Regions from separate parts of the Mus musculus genome. Here region 2 is linked to region 1. The links are chromatin loops, found by intact Hi-C in ENCODE. Cell type or tissue: left cerebral cortex. All regions are shown on one strand. Each heading gives the region's core, and the rest is flanking DNA. Links, peaks and the distances in the headings are about the cores only.

The links. A loop is a pair of places that touch in the nucleus more often than their neighbours do. Peaks named below come from ENCODE experiments on the same cell type or tissue, not always from the same donor. Only the 100,000 strongest peaks of a DNase experiment are listed, where the experiment ranks them.
Region 2: it touches region 1 in a loop (2.1-fold over the local background); 2 of 42 quality-filtered maps call a loop at or near these places.

The regions. Positions count from the first base shown.
Region 1 is chr11:52,661,726-52,667,793 of GRCm38, forward strand. Gm30366 (a long non-coding RNA gene) reads left to right here. Exons shown (of 4, transcript XR_879838.2): 4 at 1-2,128. Among named protein-coding and RNA genes, the nearest start is that of Gm39823, 41 kb to the right of the region's middle. In left cerebral cortex, for the core only: no CTCF peak of the experiment used is centred there; DNase peaks (open chromatin) are centred at 3,817 and 4,881; H3K27ac peaks cover 729 bases.
Region 2 is chr11:52,751,274-52,757,341 of GRCm38, forward strand. No RefSeq gene overlaps it. Among named protein-coding and RNA genes, the nearest start is that of Fstl4, 10 kb to the right of the region's middle. In left cerebral cortex, for the core only: no CTCF peak of the experiment used is centred there; a DNase peak (open chromatin) is centred at 2,769.

The DNA of each region.
Region 1 (6,068 bases), core at 702-5,701:
TATTTGGGAATCTTCTACCCTAATTTGTTTGCTTTCATAGTTCTGAAAATCTTTGCTCATTTGAAAGGCAAAATGTAGGTGTGTTTTTTTTTTTTTCCCCAAAGCACTTTATTCTGTTTGGGATAAAATTTCCATATTTAAAATGACTGAGAACCATTTTGAGGGTTTGACTGAATAGAGTCTAGGCTTAAGGAGCTGAGATAGGGCCATTCCTGCTGTGAATCCATGCAGAGACCTGTAAGGAGATGGGTCAATTCAAGCCCTTGAGGGGCATGGAGCTACAGGTTGGCATAGGGCTCTTGTCTCTGCCATGTCTTACAGCCCCTAAGCTATCCATCCACGTCTGTCTACCCTGCAATGGTTATCTACGGTCTGCTTACCACGCACCAGTCATTGAGAGCATGCCAGGGCAGCACATGCCCAAACAGGGAGCAGATGCCACGAAGGGTATCAGTATCACGCAGCCACACGGAGCAGGAGCGGCACATGGAAGGGAAACTGAGGACCTGACTGGATTCCTGCCTTCAAAAACCTCACAGCAGAGGTTGAGAGGTTTGGCAGAAGTTTTTATGGAGCGCAGCTCACTTGCCACGTTTTTCTGCGTTGTTAAGCTGCCGGGAGGTGTAGACTCAGCCTAATTAGGAACGACATGCAGTGGGCTTTTAGCAGCTGTCCTGGGCCAGACACTGTTCAGCCACCCGCTAATATAAAGCTCTCTCAGTTTGGCGTGAGGTGACTGACTGGGCTTCTGAGCCAGCCTGCCAGAATCTGGGCTATGCTGCTTGCCATACCTGCGCTCACCCATTGATAAAGTGGACCATGCTTTTACTGGTCTTTGCATCTAGGCTGGTGCTGGGTCCACACTGTGTCTAATCTAGATGGGAGGTTTTGTGGTGCTGCCTCTGCCCATGTCATCACTATGAGTCCCCAGCCTGGAGTCTTGCTGGGTCTCTGGAGCTGTATGCAGTGACTTACTTCTTCTGTGGGCACATGGGCAAAAGCCTAGGAGAAGCCAATGTCCCTGTCCACCACCTTGTTACTGTGTCTCTGGTATTCTACCTGGTAAGGCATCCGGTGCCTGATGGGGCTGGACTGTGGGAGTTCCCATGCCTCATTACCACCATCAAACACCCAACCAGAAGCAGCATAAGGGAAGAAGACCTTGTTTTGGCTCGCAGTTTGAGAGAATCCAGTCCACCATGGAGGGGAAGGCATGGCAACTGGTGGCTCCGAGGTGGCAGGAGTGTGCAGCTGGGCCACTTAATTTCATATCTGGGTAGAAAAGGAGAATGTGGACAGGAAGTGGGGCCCAAACCTTGTGACCCTCTTCCTGTAGCAAGGCTTCAGCTCTTAAGAGTTCTTCTGAAACAGCGCCATTAGTCAGGGACCAAGAGTTCAAAATGCAGGAGCCTGGGAAGGAGAAAAGGGATTTCAAACCAACAAAAAGCCAACAGGTCTTGGCCATAGCTCTAGCTCTGTCCCTGACTTCAGTTTGGGGGAGAGAGAGAGAGAGAACACATGTTTCCTAGCTTGTATGTTTCTTCTCTGAAGTCTTCAGATCTCATTCAGGCAGAGACCTAAGATACACTGTTCTCTGTCACTGCACTGTTCTCTGTCACTGAACTGTTCCCTGTCACTGCACTGTTCTCTGTCACTGCACTATTCCCTGTCACTGCACTGTTCCCTGTCACTGCACTGTTCCCTGTCACTGCACACTGTTCCCTGTCACTGCCCACTAGGACCCAGCTGTTTGGTTCATGCAGCCAGATGAAAGCTTGCTGGTTGGAGGGTATATTGGCCCAAACAGGGCTGTTATGGAAATAGAGGACTTTCCTTGTGGGGGAGGGTAAGGCTGCCTGATAGCCACCCAAAATGTGTGGTTCCTTGGCTCATTGTATGAATCCTTTCTTCTTGGGGATCCTGTATGTCTGTGGGATTTTGTGCCCCTTTGACTTTTATCTGTATCCCCATTATGGATGGCTGTCTATGGCACAAAGTTGCATCAATGAGTTCTGGACCTGTCCAGAGGTCAGTAAGACCAGAATAGTTTCCCACCCACAAACTATTACATTTGTTATAATAATTAGTGGGGTTGTAATTATCACATAAATTTTAAAATAAAACTGAAATGAGCATCTGTTCACAAATTTTTAGTTTTAATTTTTGAAAGATAAAACACAATGAATGGTTCTTTTGACTTTTGACTTTGAGATGATTCACCGAAGCCTCTAGATTTAGTGTCTCTTGTCCTTGATCTCTTTGTAGATCCCTGTCTCTCTCTCTCTCTCTTTCTCCCATCCTTTCTTTCTGCTCTCTTTCCCTTTCTTTTCACAGTCCCTCTGCCTCTCTTCCTCACTATCTCCTTCTTTTCTTCCTAGCCTTTCTTCTCCTTCTCTACCTCCTACTTTTCCTCCCTCCCTCCCTTCCTTCTCTCCTTCTTCTTTTTGAAACAAGACCTCACACATTCCAAGCATGCTCTGAACTTGTTCTTCAGCTGACAGCATGACCTTCAATTTGGATCCCCCTGCCTCCTGAGTGCTGGTACCACAGATCTTTGCCACCACTCCTGGTCTTTGTACAGGGCTGGGTGTCTGACCCAGGGCTTTGTGCAAGCCAGGCAAGAACTCTGTCAACCAAGGTGCATCCACAGCCCTGTAGATTTTTTTGTTCAGATATTTAATCATTTGTTAGATTTTGTTAGATTCTTGTTTAGATATTTAAGTATTTGTTAGATTTTGACATCAGAAGCAGGACTTGATCTAGACTTCCTGTGAGTATTGATGAGAGGGTCTTACACAGTGGCTCTCTCTGATGTGTGAACAAAGAAAGGAGAACATGGGACAAGTGACTGTAAGAGTCACATGCCACTCATGACCATTCAGGAATGGAGCCTGGTGGTTGGCCATCCCACACTTGATCTTCTAGGCACTGTACAACCTCAGGGGAGTACCCTTCAAAGTGGCTTCTTTGGCAAATTGAGGCCTCTATGCCAGCTGGGCTTTGTGGTAAATTCTACCTGGAAGGTGGCCAGAGGAGCCTAATGACTTTTGGGCTCAACTGTGTTTGTGACCAAGCTGGATAATTCCCCTAAGAATGGCTATGACAAGTCTTACCTTGGAGCCAGGAGCTGGTCTCAAGGGCTATACGCATTTGATGCCCAATCTCAAAGACGCTGACACTCACGTGTCCTTTAATAGCTTGTTAGGTCAAGTGACTGCCAAGAGTGGGGCCAGGATTTGAACCCAGTGTCCCGCCTCTGGAATGATGCTCCTATCTAGGCCCTTAGCCTTTCTATCTGGGAGCACCACCTCCTTCAACAGGAGCACCAAAGACACAGGCTGCAGCAGACAACCTCATCAGGCCCGTTTATGAAGCAACACAGCGCTGTATCAATACCAGGAGAATGCCATTGATTTTAGTGGCATTTAGATCACAAGAGCCTGTCTGAAGCTGCGCCCCGAGATTTATGCTCCCCACATCCATTAGAGCTAATGGGAAATGCCTGCATAAATCATGAGCTGTGATGGGGAGTTACAGCTCCGAGTCGCCCTTGGTGTATTTTAACTGCCTGCGCTGAAGTGAAGTACGCATCCTTTCTGACTAGCATGCACCCCCTTGCTAGTTTCCTAGCAGAAGCTTGGACCTGGGAAAAAAAGTCCAAAGCCCTGGGCTCTGGGTATTGTGTAGCTGTGTGTGCTCAGGTAAATTATGCAACCTCTCTGAGCTATACTCATACATCCCATCTGGACAATGAAACCCACATCTCAGGCTGCTGTTGCCAGGAGAATTAAGGCCCAACATTCCTTTCCTTACACCATTTCTCTCTCCTTGAGGGACGTGGGTGGGCATGGGGGATGGTTGGGAAGCTTCCAACATGATGCCCTAGTTAGGGTTTCTATTGCTGTGGTGAAACACCATGACCAAGAGCAAGCTTGAGAGGAAAGGGTTTATTAGGCTTATGCTTCCATATCACAGTTCATCATCAAAGAAAGTCAGGACAGGAGGCCAAGCAGGGCAGGAACCCGGAGGCAGGAGCTGATGCAGAGGCCACGGAGGAGTGCTGCTTACTGGGCTGCCTCTCATAGCTTGTTCAGCCGGCTTTCTTATAGAATCCAGGACTCCCAGCCTAGGGATGGGCACACCCACAGTGGTCTGAGCCCTCCCCCCATCAACCACTAATTAAGAAAATGCCTTACAGCTGGATCTTATGGAGGCATTTTCTCAGTTGAGGTTTTGGTTTCGTCCTTTCCAGATAAGTTTAGCTTGTGTCAGGTTGATATAAGACTAGCCAACAAACGTGAGTTGAAACTAAAGGTTTGTATGATATAGAAGTTTTGTTGGTGGGGACAGTGTGTGTGTGTGTGTGTGTGTGTGTGTGTGTGTGTGTGTGTGATATCTTGTGTATAGAGATCAGAGGGCAATATTGGATTTTGATCCTGTTGTTCCATCTGGTTGAGATGGGGCCTCTTACTCATGACTAGTCCAGGCTAACTAATTGCTTGGGAACTCTCCTGTCTCTGACTCTCATCTTGGCTCATATGAGTCCTACAGAACACTATTTCTACTGTGTCTGGTTTTATTTGGTCTCTGGGGATTTTACTCAGGTCCTCTTGATTGTGTGGCAAGTGCTTTACCCACTGAGCCATCTCCCCAGACCATCATTTTCTTCTCTTTAATCTCTCAGTGTTGTGTTCTGTGCCAGCCTCCAGTAGAACCTAGCTGTGTAAAACCATACTCATTCCCCTTTCCCTGAATGCATGAGAGTGTATGGTAACCCCTCCCCGAGAGCTGATTCCTAGTCGGTTCAGACTGTCTTCCCTCAGGACAGATGCTGCGGACGAGCTGATGAGCCAGGCTGCTGTGTTCACTACCCCTGGGACTCACATACAGGTCTGCTTAGCTTTCTTTCAGTCCCCTCTGGATTTCCTATTAGTGCTGAGTCAGGGTGTTCCCACTGTGTTTGTGTGAGGGCTGAATTTACACAACCACCACAGACCAAACGCCTGGCAGGAGGCATCTAAGGAGAAGAGAGGTTTATTTTGGCTCCTGGTTTGATGGAATGGATGACAGGAGATGGTTCTGTGATGTCAGGTAGTTTTGTGGTTCCACAGTAGCAGGAGAGTGTGGCTGGGACTCCTCAGATCTTTGTGAACAGAAAGCAGGGCCAGGCTGTAAACCTCAAGACTCATTTCCTCAAGGCCCCAGCATCTCCACCTGGGGACCAGGTGTTTGCACAGGAGCCTGTGTGTATGTGTGTGTTTGTGTGTGTGTGTGTGTGTGTGTGTGTAGGGGGTGTAGTTTACACTTATATCATAATAATGTCCGGTCAGAAAAATCTGGATGCTTTCAAGGTAAAACTCATCACAAGCATTGCCCTTCTTCCTCTGGAAGTGTAGCCTTCTAGAAATGTAGGCTTCTGGTTTTTTTTCTAGCAGTGACCCAAGAGAGGCTGTGGGTTTGGTACCTGAGGGTTTTGACTGAGAGAACTCCAGGGCTCCTGACCTGACAGACTAAGCCAGATTGAACATTTTAGAAGAGAGGTGGGCCCTGTGAGCATGGTTTGATGCAAAGGGCATTCCCAAAAGTATTTCAGTGCTGGACAAAGGGGAGGTGATGGTATCCTGTTGAGGTGAGACATTCTGCATTTGTTGAGACTTCCTGAGCCTGTCTGCTGTCTTCCAGGTCATAGATGTGAAAGCTGGCCTTCAGAAGACCACTCAATTTGCCATTTCCCCAAATCTGTATGATAGGCTATGCAGCCAGATGCCAACATCTGACAACGGATGCTCTCTTGTTGTCCAGGTTAGCCTTGAACTGGCTACAGAGCTGTGGATAACCTTGGACTCTCAGTCCTCCTGCCCCTATCTCCCAAGTGCTGGGATTGCAGATGTGTGTCACCTTACCTGATTGATGCCATATTGGGGCTGGAACCCGGGGCCTCACGTGTGCTAGGCACACACACTGTCAATTGGGTGTTATTTCTAGCCTTGACCATCCTTTTTAGAAAAGATTATTTATGTGTGTCTCTGAGCACATGAGTGGAGGTGCCTATGAAGGTGAGGCAGGTC
Region 2 (6,068 bases), core at 647-5,646, 89 kb after region 1:
AGCATGCATTCTTCTTTTGGGTTTTGAAGATATAAATTGTGCTTTTGAATCATGACTAAGAGGATCTTGTCTTCAGAATTGTAGATTATTTACAAATTCAAATGATGAAACCAAGGATCTTGTATCATGGATTTTGTTTTTTTTTCCAGAAAAAGAGAGGCTGCAGAAGAGGCCCAGTGATTAAGATGCATACATGTGGCAGGTTCTCAGTGGCTCACAACCTATAACTCCAGCTCCAAAGGCTCCATCCAGGTCTTCTGGCCTTCTAGGGCAACTCTGCTTGTATGCTTATACACCTCCCTGCCTTGGGCACAAAGGTGCACACATAATTAAAAACGAAGAAAAAAATATCTTCACTCAGTACTCAAGATAAATACTTGGACAGAGGAATGGGGTTCAATGGAGGACCCTGGCAGTTCACAGAAGTACCAGATGGCTGAAGAATAAGGTTTGACACTGTTTGGCAAACAGTGGTCAAGCTCACCCAGCAGAATCATCCTCGTGAGAAAACACCACCACAGTAGTCATGGCTGCCCATGGGGAGCTCTGGGCACCGTGCTTGGCTTTGCTGTGAACCCATCTTCGTTGACCCCACCCCTTGCGTTTGTGGTGTGAGTGCAGAAGCACCTTTTTGGCCACTGTCTTCTCTACGATTGCCTTCTTCCTCTTGGTTTACTTTACTTTATGTTTCTGCGTGTGTCCATGTATGTGTCGTGGGACAATGGTGGGAGTCAGTTCTCTCCTTCCACCGTGTGGGTCCTGGGGATTGAAATGTCTCCCTTGTACCCTAGCTGTCTGTCCCAGCAGGTCCTAAAGTCTTACATTTGCAGTAAGTTGTCTTCCTGCTTGCTGGTGTGTCTCTCCGTATAGAAAGGTCATGTTTAGAGAACTTGTTAGGAGCTGGCGAGAGAGCTCACTGGATAAAATCACCTGCCATGCAACTCTGACGAACCTGAGTTTGATCCTCAGAACCTGTGGTGGAAAGAAAGAACGACCTTCCACCTTCCGCACCCTCCACAGCTCACGTACACAGATAATAGGATGATAGAAATGTTGTCAGGTTTACCGTGTTTTAATAATGTCAAATATTGCTTGTTAATGGGCAAGCATATGCTCGCAGACACACACACACTCACACACACCACACACACACATCACTCATACTGGACACGATGCTTTTACTGAATAAACAGAATGGTTTCTTACTCTCCTGAGCCTGTTGACAGAAAGCTAACTGTATTAGTTATTCACAGAGTCCATACATAGATCTTTCAGGCTATCGACGTGAGTGCAGGGTGGTTGAATCTTCGTGACCCATTTTGTGACATTCCACGAGCCCTTAGGAATACTCAGTCTGGGCTAATCAGCAACATGGCTGATGCACGTTGTCGTAATGACTCCATAGCTCTTGGCACGAACTGTAGCGACACGTAAGCGATGGGAACTGTGCACAGTATATATAACCTGCAACAGTACACAGCACCCCTGCCGGGTGGAGCAAGAGACAACACACGAAGGCTCTTCCAGGACCCTTGGTGGGCCTCTGATTCATTTGTCTAAGGCAGCCAATTACCAAACAACAAGCCTGGTTTCCCCTCTAGAACAGTGAGGCAGCTTCAGTGACAGCTCCTAAGTACATAAGAAATGCACGTGGACTCCTGTGACATTTCACATTCCCAACTCTGCCCAGCGGCCAATGGTTCCTCCTTCCGAGTGACATATTGATTGGACGTACACGCAGGCCGAGTAGGATTGTGTTCGGTATTTTAAGTTCATCATCTGTTATCCCATTCGCATTGTCATCCCAGGCCCAGACAGTATCAAATTGAAAGCAGTAGTGTAGAAAATTACGAAGAAATCAAAGAAGACCACAGCTGTGAAATGAATCAGGCCAGTGGCCCCCAGTTAGTGCTTCTCCTCTTGTGAATACACTGACTCTCTTTCCTCGCCTCCGCAGAGGGTCTGAGAGCCGGGAGTGCTCTGAGGTAGTTACAGATCAACTCTGACCTTGCTTTGAAATTAGGTACAAGATGTCCCCAGGAACAGCTGATTTTGCTGTCCCATCCTGAAGGTTGTGGAGTGGCTCATCAAGGTGCACCAGTGAGGAGGCAGGAGTGCATGGCGGCTCCGCTCTCCTGGGGAGCCAGGCATGGCCCATCCCCCCCCCTCCCGTCTCCTGAGCTGCCTGTGAATCACACTCCTCCAGGGTGGCTCAGTGACCCTGGTCTAATAAGAGCATTGTCATGCTGCAAGCTGGCGTGAGAGTAGGGGCAGCTCCATCATGGTGAAGAATTTTATGCATCATCATGGTAAAAAGCCTTAACAACTTAGATGAGAGGCTCAGTGGTTGTCAGGGTTTGTATATATGCTCAGCCCAGGGAGTGGCACTATTAGAAGGTATGGCCTGTTGGAGTAGATGTGTCACTGTGGGTGTGGCTTTAAGACCCTCATCCTCGCTGCCTGGAAGAGAGTATTCTGCTAGCAACCTTCAGATGAAGATATAGAACTCTCAGCTCCTCCTGCACCGTGCCTGCCTGGATGCTGCCATGTTCCTGCTTTGATGATAATGGACTGAACCTCTGAAGCAGTTAGCCAGCCCCAATTAAATGTTATCTTTATAAGAGTTGCCTTGGTCATGCGGGTATCTGTTCACAAAAGTAAAACTCTAACAAAGACAGTGGGAAAACATACTTGCCATGAAAGCCTGCAGGCAAAAGTGCAGATTCCTAGAACCTACGTAAATCTGGATGTAGGAGGATGCGAGTGTGTGTCTGTCATCCCAGCACGCCTACAATAAGATGGGAGGCAGAGATAGGAGAATCACCCAGAAGCTTGCTGGACAGCTGGCCTGGTGTCTGCAGCAGTGAAGAACAAGAGACTCTGTCAAACTAGGTGGGAATCAAGGACTGACACCTGAGGTTGTCCTCTGACCTCAACAGGCACACCATCACTCAAGAGTGCCCACCACAAAATGGCATGCAGGCAGCCTGCATCTTGTCACCATGTAAAGCATTGGCTCATCTGTCATACACCTGGACTTGTTGGCAAGTTTCAGAATACCTGTACTGGCTGTGACTGGTGCCTGTGCCGTGATGTTAAACAGAACCAGGGCTGCCTTTCTTTCTGTTCTAGGAAGTACATTTTGAATCCTTTGTCCTAGCTCACTAAGAGCCTGGGCTAGGAGACTTGGGTTCAGGGACCATAGCTGTCTTAAGAGGTAACAGATTCAACTATAAGGTGTGAAACTCCTAAATTTATTATTTTTTTTAAATGGGACAGAATCTTTGTTATTGAACAAAGGAGAAATTCATACAATGTTGATAAATTTGTGGCAACATGAAATCATTTGTTCTACAAAAGACTTGTTCAAGTGAAGAATAAGCCAGCTACAGATGAGAAGAAAACACTTGAGAACCACATGCCAATCAAAGACTAGCCTCTAGGATGTATAAGAACTCTCAAAGCTCAAAAATTTTTCTAAAAAATTCATTTATAAAATGGTCAAAAGTGAGTGTAATGGCTCATACTTGTGATCCCAAGTTTGAGGCAGGAGGATTACCATGAGTTCCAGACTGGTATTCACTACATAGAAAATGGTCAAAAAGTTGTGAACAGACATTTCACCAAAGAAAACTATATACAGTTAACATAATAAAAGGTTGAGGTCATGGCTTGTCACTCAAGGATGAGGACTCTAGTTCACATTCCTAGAAACCATGTAAAAAACATGTCTCTAATAATCTCAATTTTCCTACGGTGAGACTGCGGGAGAGACAGGAGGATCCCTGGAAGCTTTATGTGCACAGCAGGGAACAAGACACCTTGTATCAAATAAGCAGGAGGCTAAGGACACACACCTAAGATTGTCCTCTGACCTCCTCAGGGCCCTGGCACAGATGTGACTCCTCCCTCTCCCCCTCCCCCCTCCTCCCTTCCCCCCTCCCCCTCTTCCTCCTTCCTTTTTCCCCTTTCTCCTCCTCCTTCTTTCTCTCTCTCTCTGTGACTACTACTTCTTCTTCCTTCTCCTCTTCCTCCTTCCTCTCTCTTTCTCTTACCCCTCTGTCTTTCTCTCTCTCTCTGTCACAGTCACATACACAGATTTTTAAAAATGATGTCCATCCTCATTAGCCCTTAAATAAATGTAAATTTAGACTACAATGGACTATCACTGTCTACCTATCATGACTGATGAAACACAGTTATAAATGTGGGTAAATCTTCAGCGACATGGAAACAGTCGTGCTTGGCTGGTGCTAGTGGAAAATGGTGCAGCCACGCTGAAAGTTAGTTTAGTCAGTTCTCTCTCTCTCTCTCTCTCTCTCTCTCTCTCAAACACTATTATTTAAAATTTGTCATTAAAAACTTAAACATGAAATTACTGTGCCAACTAGCATTTGCATTTGTGGACATTTGTCCCAGGAAAGAATGAAAATGTATATTCACATAAAGGTGTTTACAGTCACTTTATTCCTAACAGTCCCAATGTAGAAACAACCTAGGCGGTTAAACAAATGTGGAACATCCATGCCAGGGGACGGCACACTGTGATACAAAGCAACCAGCTGTTGACACATGGGATCATGAGATCCCTTAGGTGAGCCTGGGCACTTACACCAGGCAGAGTAAAGTCAACTTTCAAAGTTGTGTCTTGCAATTTTTTTAAAAAGATTTATTTATTTGTTTTATGTAAGTACACTGTCACTATCTTTACACACCAGAAGAGGGCATCAGATCCCATTGCAGGTGGTTGTGAGCCACCATGTGGTTGCTGGGAATTGAACTCAGGACCTCTGGAAGAGCAGTCAGTGCTCTTAACTGCTGAGCCATCTCTCCAGCCTACAATTATTATTTTTTTATAGTAGTCTCAAGATGAGAAAATAATAGAAATAAGATTACTTGTCTCTAGAGTTTGGGGATGAAAAGGGGTGAGTATGTTCACGTGAGAAACTCTTATGCTAGCAAAGCTCTCGTCAAAGCCAGGGTCCTGGCTGAGATGCTGCTAAAGGGTTTACCAAATGCTAGTAGAAGATGAGATGGACTGAGGAGCACACAGGACACGTTTGTGTCACTGCCTGAAACTAAGAAGGGCTGGAGAGGTTGATGAGTGGCTACGGCACAAGCAGGAAAGCCTGAGGTCAGATCCCCAACCCCTGCAAAAGTCTGCTGTGGCCTTCTGTCTGCTCCCAGTGCCATGAATAAAGAGGCCTGTGGATGCTCGGGGCTCTCTGGCCAGGCAGGCCAGCCCAAATGGGGAAGTCCCTGGCTCAGTGAGTGACTCTGTCTCAAAACAATAAGGCAGAGAGCCGTAGAGGAGCAGTTCTCAACCTTCCTAGTGCTGTGACCCTTTAATATAATTCCTCATGTTGTGGACATGGGGAGCATGCTTTGTTGCTACTTCATAACTGTAATTTTGTTACTGTTATAAATTGTAAATATCTGTGTTTTCCCATGGCTTTAGGTGACCCTTGGAAAGGGTCAGTAGACCCTCAAAGGAGTCATGAACCATAGATTGAGAATGCTGCAATAGAGGAAGACATTTCACACCTACCTCTAGCCTCCACTAGTGCACTCAAGCATGAGCACATTTGCACATACACATACCACCCCCACACTGTAAGTGGGAACTTGAAAGAGGGCCCAGAGGTTCAGAGTACACATAGCTCTTGCAGAGGACCTGAGTTCAGTTCCTAGCATCCACACTGAATGGCTCACAACTGCTTGTAACTCTAGTTCCCGGGGATCCGATGTCCTTTTCTGGTCTCTACAGGCACCTGCACCCATGCACATAACCACATACACAGATGTACATGTAATTAAAAAAAAACACTTTCATAAAAAAATCTATACGTAATCATGTAAGATTTAATTCACATGCAGTAAGAGACTGTAGGCCTGTGGAAGTATGATAAGGTCCACACAGTGCGTCAGTGGGGTCAGGTAAGGATGCGCGTGCAGCCTTTGCTTGGGTTGTCTTAAGTGTGAGCTGTTTGAGATGGTTAGGATGCTAGATTGTTTTTCTTCTTATTCATAGATGTTTGATTTGTGCCCGTAATAGACTGTGTTTAAAG